Linked DNA regions of Homo sapiens: region 2 is linked to region 1. A link is a loop called in an ENCODE intact Hi-C map of the cell type or tissue named here. Cell type or tissue: mammary epithelial cell. All regions are shown on one strand. Links, peaks and the distances in the headings refer to the core of each region. The heading gives the core; the rest is flanking DNA.

Region 1 (4,387 bases), core at 237-4,236:
TTTCCCCCTTATGGCTCCCCTCTCCTGAGAGTTGGGATGACTCCCCACTCTCCCCAAAGAGCACCCATGCTGCGCCAAGCCCTGCATTAGAGGCTGGTGCTGCAGAATTGACTAAGACTCCCTCTTAACCTTGGAAGGACGCTCAGCCTCCCGGAGAGAAGATTCATAAATAATGAGGGCCAAACAGCATGGGAGCCCCAAGAAGCAGCTCACGACTGCCTGGCGAGGGTCAGAGACAGGATCACAGGGAAGACTGTATGGACAGGGGCTGAAGGGAAGTCTAGAGTCAGATCTGAGAGCAAGCATAGTCAGCAGAACCCATTCCTTCACATTCTCATTGGCTCATTCTGCATCTCTCAAGCACCTGCTATGGGGCTGGCTACCCAGGGCCTGGAGACTCAGTGCGGAATGAGACAGCCCTGGTCACGGCCAGTTTACCCCATAAAGCGCAGTAGACACTGTATGTGGGGCCGATGGTAGAGAATGTAAGATGGGGCAGCCACTGTGGAAGACAGCCTGGCAGTTCCTGAGCGTGGTCCCCACAGAGGTACAAGGTGAGTCAGCACTATCACTCTTAGGCATACATCCAAGAGAGATAGAAACCTATGTCCATGCAGAAACATGCCCGTGAAAGTTTATCACATTACTCCTAATAACTAAAATGTGGAAACAACACTGTGTAGACATGTCACAGTGTCTATCCAAAATATGGCACACCTACACAATGGAATATTCTCTGCCATATAAAGGAGTCCTGTGCTGATACATGCTACAGCATGGATGAACCTTGGAAACATTATGCAAAGTGAAAGAAGCCAGTCACGAAAGGCCACCTATTTTACAATTCCATTTGTATGAATGTCCAGAATATGGGAATCCACAGAGAAAGCAGAGCTGTGGCTGCTTAGGGCTGGAAGGAGGAGAATACAGAGCTTAGGGGAGTCATAGAAGCCACAGCTAAAGGTTGCTTTGGCCCGGTGTGGTGGCTGCACCTGCAGTCCCAGCCACTTGGGAAGCTGAAGCAGGAGGATCACTTGAGCCCAGAAGTTCAAGATTGCAGTGAGCTATAATCGCACCACTGCACTCCAGCCTGGGTGACAGAGCAAGACCTTGTCGCTTAAAAAACATTTTTTTTTTATAAAAAATAAAGGTTTCTTCTGGGGTGATGAAAATGTTCTAAAATTGGCTGTATTGATGGTTGCACACTCTAAAAGCCATTGACTCTTACATTTTAAATGAATGAATTATATACAGTAATAGCAATTATATCTCAGTAAGGCTATTTTTTTTAAATGGGGCCTTGGCCGCATGCCCCATGGGCTTACAGCCTACCGGGAAATACAGACCGGGGACACAAAATTACAGCTGTGAGGACTGTTGTGATGGTGGCAGAGCAGAAGGCCATGGGGACAGAACTGAGAGTCCCACCTTAGTCCTGAGGCTCTGGAAGCTCCCAGGAGGAGGGGCAGGCAAGCCTGAGTCCTGGAGGCCCACGGGACTGTCTGGGCAGGATGCCAGCAGCAGGCTCCAGGCTGGGGCATCACAGCTGCCAGCTGGGCACGCAGCACATGGCTGGGGCCTGTGAGTGTGATTCCGGGGATGCACATCCACATGCTGGGAAAGAGAGAAGGAAATGATGGATCTGAGAGCCTTGTTCCCACTTGAAGCCTCGTCTCTCTGGACCTGGGCCTGGATCCAGCTCCACTCCCTGCTGAGGACTAATTCAGAGCACCCTAGAGCCAGAGTGACCCTCCGCCCTGTAGTCAGCAAACAGATTCCAAGGAGACTGGCCACCCCATCTCACAGATGGCTGCTCGAGGCCCAGGAAACGGCCCACCTTGGTGTTGGGACTGAGCTAAGAATGAAGCAGAAGAGGGAAGGAAGACTCCCCCCACTGCGGTGAGGTAGGCTCGGGGCCTGGTAACCACCCTTTTGGGATTTTGGTTCCAGAGTGCCTGGCCCCTGATAAGTGTCTGCTGGGCAGGGAGGCTGCCTGGAGTCATCCCATAAGCACTGCTCATCCCAGGAGTGTGCTCCCACGCTCAGCCCTGGATGTGAGCACAGAGACCAGGGCACCCCCTCCAGGACACCCACCAGGGACTCCCCAGCATCGTGCAGCTGTGTCCCCATTCCCCCTTCCTCCCCAGGAGAGGAGACATTCAAAACAGGCGGGACAGATGTGCCTCCTGGTGGTGGCTGGGATGTCTGCATTCCATTCAACACAGCAAACACCTCCTGAGTGTCTTCTGGGGTCAGCCCTGCAATGGGTGCTGGAATACAGTAGGAACAGGCCCCGGCCCCCTGCCCTGGTGAGAAAGAGAACCGTCTGCATGAAGCCAGAGTTTCACTGTACTCGGCTTGGCCTGGAGTCTCCTAATCCCAGCCCCTCCAGAATGTGCCAGTGAGGATAGGATGGGGAACAACCCAGAGAGGCCTAGGGAGGCTGGGGGGACCTGAACTGGAGCTCTGTATTTCTGTGTCTGTCTCCACAGAAAGTCTCCCATTTCCTGGCCCTCTTCCTCCTGAAGCTTTCAAGTGCTCACCAGAGTTTCTCTCCCTCCCACACAGCTCCTCCTTGTTCCCCTGGCCCCTCCCTTGGGTGACTCTGCCCCTAATGGCCCTTCCTCACACCAGTCACATCTGTGGTCCCAGGTCCACCCACGATTGCCACACTCCAGCCAGGGTCACCAAGTACCCAGAAAGAATCCTGGCAGGGGCTGGAATTGGGAAAATGGCTCTAGAAATGGCACCCTGAGCAGAGGAGGGGGTGCTTGGAGTCGCTGAACCTGGAAGAGGCTGTCCTAGCCATCCTAGCACCTAAGTGCAATGCCAGGCGCACATTAGCAACCAATAAAGGTGTGTTGAAGCAAACTGAACTAGATGTCTACCAGGAGCAACATTTTCACTCTGGACAGGTGACAACCATGTGGGCCATGTGAGACATCGCATTAAACCTGAAAAAACCATCCTTCCTGGAAGAAGTGAGAGGGGTGGGTAGAAAACAAGAAGGGGGTGCTTTATCTTCCGTGGGGAGGCGTGTTCATTCATCTGAGAGGGGAGAGAGGAGGAGGTACTGGCAAGGGTGGACCTAGCCTCTCACACACACCCCCTGCCCCCCGACCCCCACCCCTGCTGGGGGGACTCTGAAGCTTCCTTTCCCAGCAGGAGCAGGTCTTAGCATGAAAACTTCTCCAGCCAGTGCCTCTCTCCAGCACAAACTCGTCCCCAGGCTAAACAGAAGCCCTCTGAAGCCTTCTCAGAATCTGGGCTTCCCCTGTCATCCCCTTTCCCACACACACACCCAGCCACAGTGCAAACAGCGTTCCCAGAACCTGCATGGCCAACCAGGATGTCCCCCTCCCTCAGGCAGCCCTTCCCCTCCCTTTCCTCTGCTCAGCGTTTCTGCCTCCTCCCTGCTCCACAGATAGGATCCTGATGACCCAGCAGCCAGGCATGGTAATGCAGCCACGGAGCCTGGGCTCAGCCCGCAAGTCTCTGGAGTTACACTCAGGCTGACTGACAACAGCAAGAAGAAACTGTTGCAGCAGCAAAACCTCCTACCCAAAGTTGCCAGGGCAACTCCGCCCCCTCTCCCCACCTGCCACCCCCTAAAAAATGACTGAGGGTTGTGTTATGCATCGTCTGGCGAAATAATGCCTCCAAACTGCAAACTGCTGATGGTGACAGTTCATCACAGAGCAGGGACTATGCTTGACTGGTCCCAATTACAATTACCCCCACCCCACCCAGCCTGATCAGGGTTGAGGGAAGCTGGGACATGGGACAGGAATGGCTAATGGGGTATGAATGCATCTGCCATGGGAGCAGGAAGGAGGCGGGTGTGGATGGGAACAGGGATGACTGTGTAGAAGTGAAGGGAGGATTGTGCAAAACAGAGAAGAAAAGGGAGGAAGGGAGGGAGGAAAGAGCCAGGGAAAGGAATGGAGTACAGTAGCAGCTGCCAGGCACTGCACAGTGCACATCCCAGGCACTTCCTAGTCAATCCTCATCATACTATGAAACAGGGAATATTCCATATTAACATGAGGAAACTGAGGCTTAGAGGTTAAACAATTTCCCCAAGGTCATTGGTATACCATAGGGGTGGAAGGGACTACTACCATTATTTAGAATGGCCAATGCATGCTGAAAATTGTTAATAAGCTGATTGGTTGGTTTTAAAGTTCTCTGCAGAAAAGTTCCCCTAGTGCCTGCACCTGCAGCAGAACCTGGCCACCACCCTGCCCTTGGTATAGCACTATCCAAGATCATACTGCTAGTCGGTGACAAATCTGAGTTTCACCCAGGTCCATCTGACTCTAAAATTGATATCATCTTCTGGGTCCCCACCAGGGTTCTCTAGGCAGGCCATCCCTCCCACTCCCTT
Region 2 (4,387 bases), core at 116-4,115, 190 kb before region 1:
CTCTTCTTTTAACCAACTTCCTTTTCACCCTAACATGTAAGGCCTGTGTGTATATATGCTTGTAGCCTCTCTATCTAAGGTGTATATGAAATAGTGCTCAATTAACAAATATTTAGTGAGCTAGGCATTGCTCAGGCACTGGGAATACCAGAATAAACAAAATAGGCACAGACACTGGCCCCATAGAGGGAGAGTGAAAATATGCACCTACCAAAGCAATATATAATATGAAGTCAAGCAGTGTTAACTACTATGAAGAAAAATTCAGTGGAGTAAGAAGCTGAGAGATTCAAGGATGCTCTTTTAGCTCTGCGTGTGTGTGTATGTGTATGTGTGTGTATGTTTGTGTGTGTATGTGTGTGTTTCTGCAAGAATGTTTGTTTCTCAGAGTCAGTTAGCACAGTTGATTTGAAAAAAACCCTTAATGCGAGACCATCTTTCAAGTGCAAACCTCGTTTGAGGATGGCATTCAGAGTGCCCGAGATCCTGTCTCCCCCGTGTCGTTTCCCACCTTATTCTCCAGCCTTTCCCCATGCAGGCCAGACTTTTCACACCTGAGGGCCTTTGCACATATCATTTTCTCAACCTCAGATGTCCATTACCCGTGATGGACAGCCTGCGCACCTGTGTGGCCTGGCTGAGACTCCACCACCCACATTTCTGTGGTGCCTGGTCCCTCCAGGTGGACCCATCCATCTTCAAGCATTACATGAGAAGGATCAATACAGCTGTGGCCCAACACCTCCCTACCCCACACCCCCATTCTACAGGCAGGCAAACCGAGTCCCAGATGGCTGAGTGACCTGTCCATGTTCACACCACTGGTGAGCAGCCGGGGCTGGACCAGTGGCTTGTACACTCACAGCCCTGTCCTGAGCCTGTGTTAAAGCCGGCACTCTATTTTTCTGGTGTCATATCAGCTGCTCACATGTCTGTCCCTCACTCCATGCCCTACATCCCCTTGTTCCAGGGTCCGGCTTGCAGTCAGCACTTTTACCATGGGAATGCATGCCTTAGTTTAGCCCACCTTCCCTGGGAAAAAGAGCTGGATATACACACAACATACCCATGTCTCAATTGTCTGGTATGCAAGTGATATGACATATTTGTGTTAATAAATTTGTGTCTTATATGCATTTGTGTGCAGGCAGTCACTCAAACTGGGACACTTTTGATCTAAATAAATACTAAGGTGGATCCTTGGACAACTGGCAAAGCCAGGACTGTCAGATAAATGGTCCCCTTGGGCCTAGCATAGTGGCAGAAGAGTCATATACCTAGCTTTGAATCCTAGCTCTTCTAATTGCCAGTAGTGGCCTAGTGCAAGATCCTGCCCTTGTAAAAGAAGATAAATACAAGCTGGCCATTATGAAGTGCTTTCTGTTGCCAGAAACTGTTCTCAGCACTCATTCTGGTAAGCACTTTATGGCTGGTAACTCAATTAATTCTCCCAACAATCTGACATGTATTATTTTTATAAGATGCGATTATTATAATGTCCATTTAACTTGTGAGGATATTGAAGCTCAGAGGAGTTAAGTAACTAACCAAATGTCACCTGGTTAGTAAATGGGAGGATCTGAATTCCAGTCTGATTCTGGAGTCTATGCTCCTGGCTTCGACACCTCCTTACCTTTCAAAGAACTCACCTTAGAGGAGATCAGAGAATAGGAAAAGAGATAAGGGGAGTAAAACAGTGCCTGGAACACAGTCTGACACCTGTAGATGCTCACTGTTATTACTAGTATTTTTAAAGCATACGTCTGTGTTTGCTGGCTGTGGGCTGGTTCATGTCTGAGAGGTGTGGACCAACAGCAGGACTTTGCCCAGAGACCTGGCCGAGATGGGCTAAGTGAAAGGTGGAGGGCACTGGGTCCATTCACTAAAATACATTCCTATCTGTTCACTGGCTGTTCATTTCCAAGCAGGGGAAAAACCCTCGGTGCCTCTATTTTGTGCACACACTGCCCTCTGCCATTGGTCCTGGATACTGCACTTTCTACCCCTGTGACTCTGGAGGAAAGACTTCCCTACAGCAGAGAGGGCGTGGGATGACCCTAGACAGGCTCTGCGCCCCTCGCGGAGCTGCCAGTGGGAGGGGATGCTGTTTCACTCCCTGGCATGCCCAGGCTGGCCCCAGCCTCTGTGTTGCCTGGGTCTGACTCCTGTCTCCTCTTCCTCTCCTCTCTGGCCTCTCCTCTTACAGGAAGGAGGAGGGGGCAGGGGCTGATGCTGCCTGCTGCCTGAACCTCCACACCTCTTATTAGAGAACCTGAGGCCTTCAGACAGCTTTTCCTGAAAATCTTGGTGCTGATCCAGAGGTCCTTGGAGTGAGGGCCCCCATGACTCAGCTGAGACCCCCTCTCCTAAGCCCTGCCTGCACAGTGTGCAAACCCCTCCCTCCTCTGAGAACTCTTTCTTTCTCAGGCAGTAGATGAGCCAGGCATGGAGGCACTGGCAAGGCACAGCCAGGGGGCTCCATAGGAAGAAAGGCCTGAGAGAGGAACACAATCTGGAAAGGCTTCCTGGAGGAGGCGGTAACAGGGATGTGAATTGTTGGAGACAGGGAGCTTGTTAAAGACTGCTTAGGTCCCATTTGGCAGCTGCTCTGGGGTTTGAGCCGCCCTTTGCCAGCTGTTTCCAATCTCCATCTCAGGGGCTCTGCCACTTCTGCCACCTATAGAGTGGCAACTACACAAAGGACAATTGTTCTGCACTGCCCCTCAGTTCTTACATTCACATTTAGCAAAGCTTCCAGGAGCACCAGAGATGTTGAGGGTCCCTCCTCTCCTGCAAACCAGCTGCCATTGGCTTGTCCATCCCTCCTCCCCGGTAAGTCGTCCACGCTGCATCCCCGTTTGGATGCAGGCCCCTCTTAGAGGGCTTATCCTCGAAATCCCTCCTTCTTGCTTCCAATTCGTCCATCTCCAGGAGAGATTCCAGATTCTTCTTCCTGGAACTCCAGATGCAGCTCAAGTTCTAGATTAAAGCTGCTCCGAGCTCAGGAACTGAACCATAGCGTGGTGGATATAGGACTGAAAGGGACCTTAGAAGTCCAGTGTGGAGGTACACACATTTTGCAGTCGGCCAGGTGTGGATCTGAATCCTTTTGTTGATTTGTTTCTTTTCCCAGTTATAACTGCAATGTGGGCAACTCAGTTTCTCTGCTCAATTTCTCTTTCCTCACTTGTAATGTGGGAAAAACAAGAGTATTTACCTGACAGGTTGGTGTGAGGATGAAATGAGTTAAAATGTGCAAAAAGCTTAGCACAGTGACTAGTGCAAAGCAAGCCTCGTCGAACCTGAGGCACACCTGCCAGGCTAGCTTCTGGCTCCGTTCCAGTCCCATTACATTCTCCTCCAGCCTCCCAGCCCACATCCATTTCCAGAAGGTTCTCTCTTCCTGGAAGGGCTGCTGGTTCCTCTGAGCCTTCTCCTTGGCCCCCTGTTAAAACATGCAGCCCCCACCCTTGCTCCACGCTGCCCCTGTTCCTCTTCCCTGAAATAGGAGCCACCAGGACCCAGGACCTGCTTTCACCGGTTCTCACTTCCAGACGGGTTTCCCCATGATGTGAGTCATTCTCCCCAACTCTTGGATCTGCAGACTCCTGGCTTATTTCATAACCTGCCTCCTGAACCCACAGCTGTGTGTCCAACCTGATAGCCCTGCATAAGACACCACTTGCCTCAGCGGGGGCCCATGACAATGGGAAGATGGAGACTTGGTCTCCTGGTGTCAACATCTCCTGCCTCCTTTTCTGTAGGAGAGGGGGATAGAACTTTCCAAAGGGGCTGGCTGTGGTCTTGGCTCCAGATGGAGGAGCTCACTCTCTGACCCCGAGGCTCAGGTGCCAGCGTCAAGCCTGCCCTAGGCCCCACGGACCCAAGCCTCTAATTCCATGGCAGGTCTGCATCGGTGGGGTGGTGCTGAGGGTCCCTCACCCCACAGCAGTGAGAGGTTCCCTGTATCCAGCAGGCCAACCATCCCTTCCACCCGCAGGGTGGGGCTGCATGGATGTGTCTCCCATGGAGCTCTGAAAGGCTCATTTCAGCCCCCTGCCCCAGCCTCGGGGTTCATCCTCCATTCTCTCTGTTTTTAGCCCTTCCCTCAGCAGCAACTTCCCCTCCTCATTGACCCAGCCTTCCCTAGCTCCTTTCTCTAAAGTCTCCACTTCTTCTATTTCTTCTTGATGTGCTACTTTTATGTTTCTTCCTCCCAATTTCCACATTGCCTATGGTGGTCCAGGCCCCTAGTGCTTCTGCCCTGCCTGGTATCTCTTCCCTTCTCCTGTCCCTTCTTAACACCTTTCCCCAGGGCCCAGCAGGCTCAGATATGATGTGGGCCCAGGGAGGGAAGCTGGTCATTCCTTCCACACTGGAGGCAGTT

Evidence for each region. Peaks named below come from ENCODE experiments on the same cell type or tissue, not always from the same donor. Only the 100,000 strongest peaks of a DNase experiment are listed, where the experiment ranks them.
Region 2: it touches region 1 in a loop (7-fold over the local background); 9 of 110 quality-filtered maps call a loop at or near these places.

The regions. Positions count from the first base shown.
Region 1 is chr12:52,388,970-52,393,356 of GRCh38, reverse strand. No RefSeq gene overlaps it. Among named protein-coding and RNA genes, the nearest start is that of KRT84, 5.5 kb to the right of the region's middle. In mammary epithelial cell, for the core only: a CTCF peak has its summit at 2,189 (motif pointing left); DNase peaks (open chromatin) are centred at 656 and 3,416; H3K27ac peaks cover 2,202 bases.
Region 2 is chr12:52,580,770-52,585,156 of GRCh38, reverse strand. No RefSeq gene overlaps it. Among named protein-coding and RNA genes, the nearest start is that of KRT74, 9.1 kb to the right of the region's middle. RefSeq lists a cis regulatory region at 34 and an enhancer at 1-119. In mammary epithelial cell, for the core only: a CTCF peak has its summit at 1,980; DNase peaks (open chromatin) are centred at 2,076 and 3,576; H3K27ac peaks cover 1,936 bases.